2 separate regions of the Homo sapiens genome follow, and region 2 is linked to region 1. Evidence: chromatin loops called from intact Hi-C (ENCODE). Cell type or tissue: PC-3. All regions are shown on one strand. Links, peaks and the distances in the headings refer to the core of each region. The heading gives the core; the rest is flanking DNA.

Region 1 (5,380 bases), core at 57-5,056:
AATTAGACCTCAATAAAGCTGGAGGTGAGGGAGGCCCGAACTCAATGACAGTTTGCTTTCCTCAGAATGGCCATGGGGTGAGGGAGGGCCCCACTCCTAGAGGGAGCAACTTCTTGATTTTCCTCATTCTTATTTCCCCCTCGGGCCACCCAGAAGCCAGGCCAGTCCTACTCAGATGATAGAAAACCTTATTAGCCCTCCTAATGAAATGGGCAGTTTGGTACAGAAGAGGGGAATCTGCTTGGATTTAAAGATGGCGTCAAACTATTGTCCAATGCAGGGAAATACATTTATTTCTACATGCAGAAGGAACTCATTAAAATCTGTTAGGCTTGGAATTTTCGACAATGATTTGTACATAAACTCCTTAAGTATTGCCTTGTGTACTGACATATTAAAAGTTATGATGATGCTTAGGAACTACAGATTATTTAGAAAATGTTTGAAAAGAGATAATACACAAAAGCAAGATTTCATTGTCACCAATAGATAGCAGGCAAGATTACCTTGTCCCTCTGAGGGTTCTGATTGAGTGCATTTGGCTGCAGGAGTAATGTAAGTGGCCCCAGGGTTGTTGTGTTCTGTATCTAGATCTGGGGAACAGTCACACTCATGGTTCCAGTTGAAAATAGGTCTCCTGCCCCCATTAGCATAGCAGGGCCTGTCTGGTCACAAGTCCTGGCTGTTTGGTTTGGAGACTATGTGCAGTATGGATTGGAGCAGAGGTACAAAGCCCCAAGTTTTTGGTACTAGGGACACTTGGAAGGTGTGAGAGCACAGCCTGCTCTTCCCTCAAGGCCAGCCCAAACTTAGCAGCCAAGCAGGGCTTCTGGGGCAGTCCAGGTGTGGAGCTCTTGTCCATTGTCACTTAAGTCCTCTGTCACCTTGTCTGTGTCCTCTGGTCATACTAGATCTTGGATATGCCCACCCCCCTGGAGACACCACTAGACAAAGAGAAATGAGGATGTCTAGTCAGTGACTTCCCAAGTCCAAGTCGAGACGTCTGCTTCAGCTGCTTTGACATGCAGCAACATCAAAGGAGCAGTACCCCAATATAGTAACAATTTGTTGTAAATTATCAAAATGTGTGAGCTTTACCCACGCCTCCTTACCTGGAAACCCTCCCCTGCCTTTTCCTCTTCTTTGACTATCCCATCTTCACTGTGTAGGAGACTCACCACCGTATACTGATGAAGAATGCACACAGTTCCGTGTGGTGCTGCTGCTACCTTAAGCTCATCTAGAACACTTAGAGGAAGAGAAGAGACCCCAGTCCAACTTCACACATCAGGCTATTGTCTCATTTTGAGAGGAGGAGAGAAGGGAGGGTTAGGAGTACCTTAACGGGGCCTGGGTGTGGCTTCTAAGTGCTGCAGGCACAAGGTACTATGACTTGGGCCTATCGGGTAGGTGTCTGGAGTGAGGCCTCTTGGCCCTGGGTCACAAGGGCAGTGATAAATTTCAGTGACCACAATACTGCTCTGATATTTTTCCCCACTTGGTGGCATTTTATATATAAAACTGAGGCTTCATTTATTTTGACCCCCTCCTCCCATTGAAAGAGCCATTATCTATTTCTTAGAGGCCCCAAACAAACAGGGTGGATGGCAGAGGCCTCTTGTCTGGCACAAGACTCGGGTTCCTGGTTTACCCTTCAGGCTGGGATAAGGCTGGCCTCACAAGTGAGACTCAGAAACAAGCCACTGCTCTCATGAATGCCTGTCTTCATGGAAAAAGGGATCTTTTTGGTCATTTGTTTCTGTGCCTTTGTTCTGGAAATGAGGAACTTGAGGCCCAGAGAAGTCAAGGAGCATCATTGGATGTCTCGCGTCTCTGGTTTCCCAGTTCAGTTTGTGTCTCCCCTTCGGCAAGCTCCCCCTCCCTTTAGTTTTGCATTTAACACAGTCTTGCCTTCATGACTGCCGCCTCCTTTTTTTCTGTAAACACAAATATGAAGTGTATTTGCTTTGCTTTTCAGCCTTGTCTGCCCCACTGAGTGTCCGAAATAGCCGGCTGGAATTCATGAGAATGTTACGTCTTCAGATGTTTATAATCCAAAAGAATCCCTTATGGTTTTTAATAATAAAACAACTTAGATGTCGGTATTTTGTGTTGGAAAGGCGAGCAAAGTTCACAATGCAGCAATTACAATGCAGTGCATTATGTATAATTTGTAGCCTGCCCCAGGAGCAATGGTGAACCGTGAAACACCATCCTGGCCCTGTAGCATAATTAGCAGGATCAAACGCTGCACAGGGAGAAGCATAATAGTTGTCATCCGAGGTAAATAAAAGTAAGGAAAAGTTCTGATACACCCCAAATTATATAAAGAGCAGCCCCTATATCAGGCTGCAAATATGTCAAGAGTCTTCATTGCTAATTGAAGAAATCTTTTGAGGTTTAGCAGCTCATAAATTCACACTGGGAATTGGCCTATTGTTCTAAGTCTTGTCTTTGGAATGTAACAGTTGTACTTTTATATTGAGTTCCTCCAATAGTACCATTGTAAACATGAAGAGTTTGCATTTTAACGTAAATTTGAACAATGTGGTTTTAAAAGAGTTCACCACATCAAAAAGAGGCTGTTTGGGCATGTTTTATGCATTCTTTTCTCTATAGTATTTAAAGCTATAAATGACTCATAGAAGTATGTTCCATTTAGATCTGTCATGTTGGTGTAGTGTCCTCACTGGAGCTTGTACTGCCCTTATTTTTTTCTACTGTGAGATAATTATCTGAAAACAGGTCTAGGCCTTTTGCCAAGTCACTTGCCCTTAATCTGTCTTCAGATCCATAGAAACAATTCTAGAACGCTGTTACACTTGGACTAAACAGCAACACATTTTGTGCCTTTTCATGATCATCTTTTTTTTAAAATTCAAATATTCAATTTGTACTCTTTTTTCTCCATGTACCAATTACAACCCTTCCTATAGCCTGCTAGCCCCCCATTAAAAATCTCTAATTTTTTGCCAAGCCACTAGTTGGAGTAGAGAAAGGTTGGATGGTAAAGGGAAACATGTGTGTACTGGTGTCCAAAGCAAACTGGCGGAATATGAAGAGTGCTGGGCTTGGATCTGACCCCTGGACATATGGACCATACCGTTTTCTGGTGTGAGACCTCAAGAAACTGCCCACCTACGTCGAGCCTCAGTCTTTACATCTGTATAATGAAGGCAATATTTAGCACTCTACACCTCCTTCCATTCCTGCATTTGTTCATTTATTTGTTCATCCCCAGGCATAGAATGTGGACATAAACCCTCACTGTCCTTGCCCCCATGGAGCTCACAACGCAGTGAGAATGCACGCTGTCAAAATGATTAGATTCACGAGTAATCACTAACCATGGCATCATGTGCTGTGAAGGGAGGGGATCCTGTGAGAGCTTCAGGCAAAGGACCCTCACTGGGGGTGATCAGAGGACACAGTCACTTCCCTGGAGAAGTTGTGTTTGAGCCAAGAGCTAGAGGACATGAAGCAAGGAGAGATGTTTGTTTTTGAAAAGCTCTCCCAGCTACTGTGTGGAGAATGGCTGGTAGGAAGACAGGAGCGAGTGTGGGGAAATGGTTTAGGGTTGTGTTAGAGTTCTTCAGAGGGACAGAAACCAATAGGATGTAGGTATGTATAAAAAAGAGTTTATTATGGAGAATCAGCTAAGTGATTACAAGCAAAGTCCTATGATAGGCCATCTGCGGGCTGGGGAAAGAAAGAAGCTATTCGTGTGGCTCATTCCCAGTCCAAAAGCCTCAAAACAAAGGAAACCTGCAGCGCAGCCGTCAGTCTGAGGCCCAAGGCCCAAGAGCCCCCAAGAGGCCACTGCTGAAAGTCCCAGTGTCCAAGAGCTGAAGAAACTGCAGTCTCATTGTTGTAGGACTTTCTCCTCAGTTCAGCTAAAAACTAGGTTCTTGTCACACAACCAGGAAAGATAAGGCTTATGGACACATAGAAGGGTGAGAAAAGCAGAATTTATTGGGTGAAAAAAGGAAAAAACTCAGCAAAGCAAGATGGTTCCTGTTAACAGGCCCCCATCTCACCAATTGAATCCCAGGTCACCACCCAGGAACAGGAGGGGCCAGGCTCCTCCCCCCTGCAAATGGCTGGAACTTCCCGAGACCCCACCCCATCCTCCCATTGCACAGGTCAGTTGGAGATTCTCTAGGAGCCCGTTTTACTTGGCTGGCTCATCATATTCAAAGGCAGGAGGAGAGGAAGCAAGCATCCCGCACAGGAGGAGAGAGGAAGAGCAAGAAGACTCAGCAGGCTGGGTACCCTTCTACCGTCTGCCCTGTTCTAGCCATACTGGCAATCCACTGGATGGTGCCCACCCACATTGGGGCGCATCTTCCTCTCTCAGTCGCCTGACTTGAATGTCGGTCAGTCTCTGGCAACTTTCAGAAACACCCAGGAGCACTGCTTCACCAGCCATCTAGTCATCCCTCAAGCCAGTCTAGTTCACACCTACATTAACCATCACAGCGGTTTAGGCACTGGTCTAGGCCCATGATACAGGTGACTCAAACATAGTTGGTGACAGGACAGATAGAGAACAATGGACAAATTTGGGAATGTTCAGGTTAAAATGACAGGTTTTGATGGATTGAATTTGGGGACAGGACGAGTGGAAGAGGAAGGTGTCAAGGAAGACTCTAGGGTCTGGGCTTGTGTGACTAACCAGAGGGATAGTGGGGGCATTTCTGAGAAGGGCAGCCTGGAAAGGGGGTCATTAGTGTAACAGTCAGCACCACTTACCTTTCATTGCTTTGACCCAGGTGCTCATATCCTTTAATTCATTTGGTCCTCAGAACACACCCATGAGCTAGATTTTACAGATAAGAAAATTGAGGATCAGTGAATAAAGTAGCTTATCCTAGGACACAAAATAAGAGGCAAAGCCAGTATTCAACCTCAGCTCTTTCTGATTCAGAACCCATGCCCTACTCTCGTTCCCCACCAGAGCGAGGTAGCAGAAGGGCAGCTTTGTAAGACACCGGTATCCACTCCAGATTTGGTAAGCAAGGTTCTAAGCAGAATGAAATGCCTGGAAGAGAAAACGGGAGATTTGGGGTGTGGTTCTGTGCCTCTTAGCTCTTAGGAAAACCATTTACCTTCTCTGAACTTCCATTTCCCATCTCTGACATGAGCAAGTCAGATCTACCATCCTGAAGACACCCCTCGTGTTCTGGAAATGCATGATATTTATGATGTCATCCTGGATGCATCTCATACACAGTCTCCCATCCACACTTAATTAAATCTGTAGGGTTCCTTATGGTCTTAAAACCATATAGTCCTTTCTCTGCTAGCTTTTTATCTGGCCAAAGCACATATTTAGATACTTCCAATGAAGTTCAGAGAGCAACATATTCCTCTTCCCTTA
Region 2 (5,380 bases), core at 272-5,271, 110 kb before region 1:
CCTGAAGGGCAGTGGCGTGATCTCGGCTCACTGCAACCTCCGCCTCCCAGGTTCAAGCGATTCTCCTGCCACAGCCTCCCGAGTAGCTGGGACTACAAGGCACGCACCACCATGCCCAGCTAATTTTTGTATTTTTAGTACAGATGGGGTTTCACCATGCTGGCCAGGATGGTCTCTATCTCTTGACCTTGTGATTCACCCACCTTGGCCTCCCAAAGTGCTGGGATTACAGGCGTGAGCCACTGTGCCCGGCCTTGATTTTATTTTACTTTTTTTATTTGTAGTTTTTTTTCTGACCACCTGCTGACTGTTGAGGGATTGTCTTGATTTTATAGATGAGGAAGCCAAGACCCAGAGAAGTGAGGTTACTAGCACAAGGTTACCCAGCTCGGAAGCGATGGAGCTGGGACTTGAGCCCAGTCTACAGATTAGCTGTGTGATGCATTGTCTCTCACTTTCTTCCTCACTAGTTCCTTTTTACAGATATTTCATGGGACCAAAATTGCCAGCAGGATTTAAATTAGGCGTTCTAAATATTAGAATGTGAAGGGGAGGAGAGAGGTAGTCCTGAAACAAGGAAATCTAATCCTTCCTTCTGCTTTTCCTGACATCCTTCCCCTTTCCTTCCAAGATGTATCCTTATGCATCTAATTGTGGGAGAAGAAAGAATATATGCCCTGTCTTCAACATGTTTTTCCATAGAGGTTAGAAAAATACATATTACTGGTATTTTTATTGAGTTAAAATTTATATAGCATAACTATTTTGTAGTGCACAGTTCACTGGCGTTTAATACTAATAATAGTATTTTATTCACATGGTAGGTATTATGTATTTAGTAGCATACTGAACACCAATATGAACTTCTATATTTAGAAACATCAAAGGAGTGACTGCCTTTAACGTTGTCTTTTTACCAAATGCAAGGTTGTAAGGAATAGGGTATGTTTTAAAGCACAAAGTTGGATGTAATCGAATAATCATTTTCACTTTTAATTAACTTTCTTTGTAAATGTTGATACTCCTACTTTTGGATTGTTGATATTTGCATGTTCTTCATTCTCTTTTAGGAGTTTTGTTTGCTTTGAAAGTTCTTAACAACCATTATTGCCCTGGAGGCTTTGTCAACATTTTGGGCTTTCCTGTACCGAACAGATTTGCTTGTTGGGTCGAACTTGTGGCTATTCATTTATTCTCACCAGGGTAAGTGTTTTCTTTTGGGGAATACAGTTGAAGGACCTGATGTTCTGTGGAGAAAAAAATTGCAATAATAATGAGGTAACCAATTGTTTTTCACAGTGAGGTTTATTCTTTATCTATTAGGACAGAATCAAGCTTAATAGTTTTAATGTCAGATATTTCTGGGTTTGAATCTTTTCAACTATTAAGCTGTATAATTTTGGGTCACTTGTCTTAACTGAGTTGCAGATTCCTCATTTTTTTTAAGTAGGAGAACCTGCTATACTGATCTGAGGATCAATATTAACCAGCCAATCAGCTGGTTAATTCTGAAAGCAAGATTCCAAAGAAGCACATAGAAACCACGTAACTATAAAGATTAAAAAGCTATAAGGTATGTTGATCTAATGCTTTTTATTATTATTATTATTCTTTTTTTTTTGAGATGGAGTCTCGCTCTGTTACCCAGGTTGGAGTGCAGTGGCGTGATCTCAGCTCACTGCAACCTCCACCCCCTGGGTTCAAGCAATTCTCCTGCCTCAGCCTCCCAAGTAGCTGGGATTACAGGCGTGTGCCACCACACCTGGCTAATTTTTATATTTTTAGTAGAGTTGGGGTTTCACCATGTTGGCCAGGATGGTCTCGATCTCTTGACCTTGTGATCTGCCGGCCTTGGCCTCCCAAAGTGCTGGGATTACAGGCATGAGCCACCGCACCCGGCCGATCTAATGCTTTTAAGCCATTTTAGCTGTCAATTGTCTTGGTAGTAGAACTTTTTAAACAAAAGGCTTTACTTAACACTCAAAATGTGAAATGGATCAGCTCTGAAGTCTTTTGGGTTGAGAAGTGGAATGGGGCCCCTTTCACCTTACTCCCATGTTGCTGTGGCTTCCTCAGAGGAGGCACCTCCACAAAACCCTAGAGCTCCAGGAAGTACAGTTTCAGAACTGCTGATTTAGATGAATTTTTTCCCTTACAGAGAAGGACTTGGAAATTCGGAAGGTTAAGAGACTTATCAACAAACAGTTTGTGGTAGACACCAGCCTTGTGAGGATTCAGGCCCCCTGACTCCTGTCTGGGGCTCCTGCCCATTCATGCTGCACTTTCTTCCTTTGGTTCTTTTCTCTGCTTTTTGTTTAGAAAAAGGAAGATAAGTTGTGTTATTTTTTCCACCTCTTCCACCAGCTTCACTTTCCTTAATCTGTCTTGTGCAACTGGAAATGCATAATGTTTGTTTTTACTGTGGGACTGGACGTTGGCAAAGGGTGAGATTCAGGAAGGTTCAGAAAGAAGGAAGATTTCTATTTGCTACTGTTCTTTACAGACAGTTTTTATTTTGGTTTTGATTTGTGTGACTGTGCTGGGTGTCTTACCTTATTTGAGAGTATTCTCATGGGGCTGTGTGTCAGCCCGGTAACTCCAGGTCCTTCTTTAATGCTAATTTCCCATCACGGGCAGCCACTGGCAGCTGGCCCATAAATGACAGTGACGTGGCCCCTGAGTACCACTCATTTACAATTGTATTGCTACTTTTGACAGTTCCACGAAGAAAGCCTAACAAAATCTTCAAAGTTTTCTTTGAGAAAGCATCCGGTAATGTCTGTCCCTTATCTGAACAGCCCTCTCTATACCTTGTCACTCACTGCTCCCCTGACTTGCTTGATGTGACTTGGTTCTCTGTGTCAATGATAGGCTCTTGTATGTGACTGGCAACACCCACATTCATATGAAAATCACTCCCTCTGCTATTTGAACTTTCATCCTGTGATGAATCCATTGAATAACAGTGCGTTTAATATTCTTATGCAACTATTTCTGAAGTGCTTTTTATGCATTTCATTTTTTAGGGTTCCCCCCAACTTACATGGAAAAGGGATGGTTGCATTTCTGTGTCATATGCATATTCTTTGTGGAGGCACCGGTAATTCTGAGCTTGGGAAGTAAATGAAATTTCCTGTCTTTGAACTTAAAGTCTTTTGATTTTTAAGATTTGACTGCTTTGAATGATAAACTTCTAATATACAAGCATCTACTTACACATGTATCCAAATAAAGACTACGCTAAACACTGGCCCAGGAAACCTAAGCAGTGAATGCTTCTTTGAGATGGATCTCGGAAGAATGGCTGAAACTAGAGCTCTCTTTGCAATGCATTGTTATTTGCTTGATGGTTGTCAATTAGAATTTTCATTGGGAAAACACTGTAAATCTTTAGAACAAAGCTTGCTTTATTGCAGGACTGTATGGGCTGCCCTTCGGGAGGAAAAAAAATCTGCCAAAGCAAACATTTGGTGGACCTCTGTGTTTTATGAAAGCCACGGAATTAGTAATTTCCCCCAGTTACAGAGTTTTATGAAGGAAAGCCACCCCAAATAGGCATCGTGAGGAGTATGAGGCATGTGGACTTGATGCCAGAGTGAAGCAATCTCCCTCATTCACGTGGTGCTTTTGCTTCTCACAGTGTCTGTGTGTACTTACTTCAGAGGTTGCTCTGCTTCACATCCGGCTTTCCATTTTCCTTCGTGTCCTGAGACCCTGATAGGTGATAGTGTCTGAAGGGGTGTCCCAGGAGGGAGATGTGCAGGCCACCTCTGGTGCCTCCTTCCTAGACCAGGCTTCTGTCCCTTCCCACCTCCTACCCCCACCAAGATTCTGTTGATGGGAGGAAGGGGGATATGTTGCCTGGTTTTACCTTCTAGCGAGATTATGAACCTCTGTGTGTTCTCGTCTGAGCCTTAGGCTATCTAGACAGAAAACCAAAGTGGAGAATCATGAACATCACCCAGAGTAAGACAGCCACTCAGCGACTATACTAGAGGAGAGCGGTTGAATGTGACAGGGCCGGGCTCACATACTGGCCGTGGGACCTCGGGCAAGGTACACAGCCTCTCTGAGCCTCATTTTCCTCACCTGTGTAATGGGCTATTACTTACCTTCTCTGTTTGATAAGTCAGTTTTAAGGTGTCATATGCGAATGAGCTCTTTGTAAACAATAGGAAGTACTCAACCCTTTTATTATGAAATAAATCACTGGATGTGTACACTGTTCCTAAATAGAATCATACCTAATTTCTTTTGCTTTCTAAAATTAATAAATCAGCTGTTATTTAATTTTGTTTGTTTGACTTCCACTCCCTACTTCCCTTTGCTCCTACTTGACTTTTTTCGTCCTGAATGACAGCAGTCTAAAAATGCCCATAAGCCACTCTTAAACACTAAATAAGCAAGCCTTGGCTGCATTTGGACCCTGGGGTATTACAGTTGACCCCTGAACAACTTGGGGGTTAGGGATGCTGCGCCCCCATGTAGTTGAAAATTCATATATAATTTTTGACACCCCAAAGACTTAACTATCAATAGCCTACTATTGACTGAAAGCCTTACTAATAACATACACAGTCAGGTAACACACATTGTGCATGTTATATGTATCATATACTGTATTGTTACAGTAAGCTAGAGAAAATAAAATGTTATTAAGATCATCATAAAGAAGAGAAAATGTATGCACTATTTGTTAAGTGGAAGTGGATCATTATAAAGGTCTTTATCCTCATCATCTTCACATTGAGGAGGAGGAGGAGGAGAATAGGGGGAGGAGTTGGTCTTATTGTCTCATGGGTAGCAGAGGTGGAAGAAGATCCTCATGTAAGTGGACCTGCATAGTTCAAACCCATGTTGTTCAAGGATCCACTGTATTTGGTAAAATATGACAGCTGAAAGCATTACCCCCTAGGCTTTGGATACTGCTTCATTGCTAATATTTGACAAGAATAAAATTACTTTGACCCAACTAAAAATTATTTGGCTAGATTGATCAAATGAGAGAAAAAATATATTTTTTACTTGTTTCAATTTTTTATTATACAGATTTTCAATTATTTTTCAATTTAAATTTTATTTTCAATTTATTTTTCCACTTGTTTCAATTTTCTGTTTTCAAAAATATTTATAAATTTATAAATTTTCAAACATAAAGAAATGTTGATGCACCATTTGACAGTAAGTTGTAAACATAATAACTTCACCCCTAAAAACTTCAGCAGGCATCTGTTAAACAGAAAAATATAATTTTACAAAACCACATTACTGTTGTCATGCAAAAGAAAATTAACAGTAATTCCTTAATGTTGTTTAGTAATTGGTTCATGTTCAGATTCTCCTAGTGTTCAAAATGTCTTTAATAACTGTTGTGGCCAAA

The links. Peaks named below come from ENCODE experiments on the same cell type or tissue, not always from the same donor. Only the 100,000 strongest peaks of a DNase experiment are listed, where the experiment ranks them.
Region 2: it touches region 1 in a loop (6-fold over the local background); 1 of 110 quality-filtered maps calls a loop at or near these places.

Annotation. Positions count from the first base shown.
Region 1 is chr2:226,975,365-226,980,744 of GRCh38, forward strand. All of the region lies in intron 8 of RHBDD1 (rhomboid domain containing 1), which reads left to right. It also overlaps a transcript of COL4A4 not described here. Among named protein-coding and RNA genes, the nearest start is that of RHBDD1, 140 kb to the left of the region's middle. In PC-3, for the core only: no CTCF peak of the experiment used is centred there; a DNase peak (open chromatin) is centred at 2,637; H3K27ac peaks cover 598 bases.
Region 2 is chr2:226,866,116-226,871,495 of GRCh38, forward strand. It overlaps RHBDD1 (rhomboid domain containing 1), which reads left to right. Exons shown (of 9, transcript NM_001167608.3): 5 at 1,071-1,203. Among named protein-coding and RNA genes, the nearest start is that of RHBDD1, 33 kb to the left of the region's middle. In PC-3, for the core only: no CTCF peak of the experiment used is centred there; no DNase peak of the experiment used is centred there.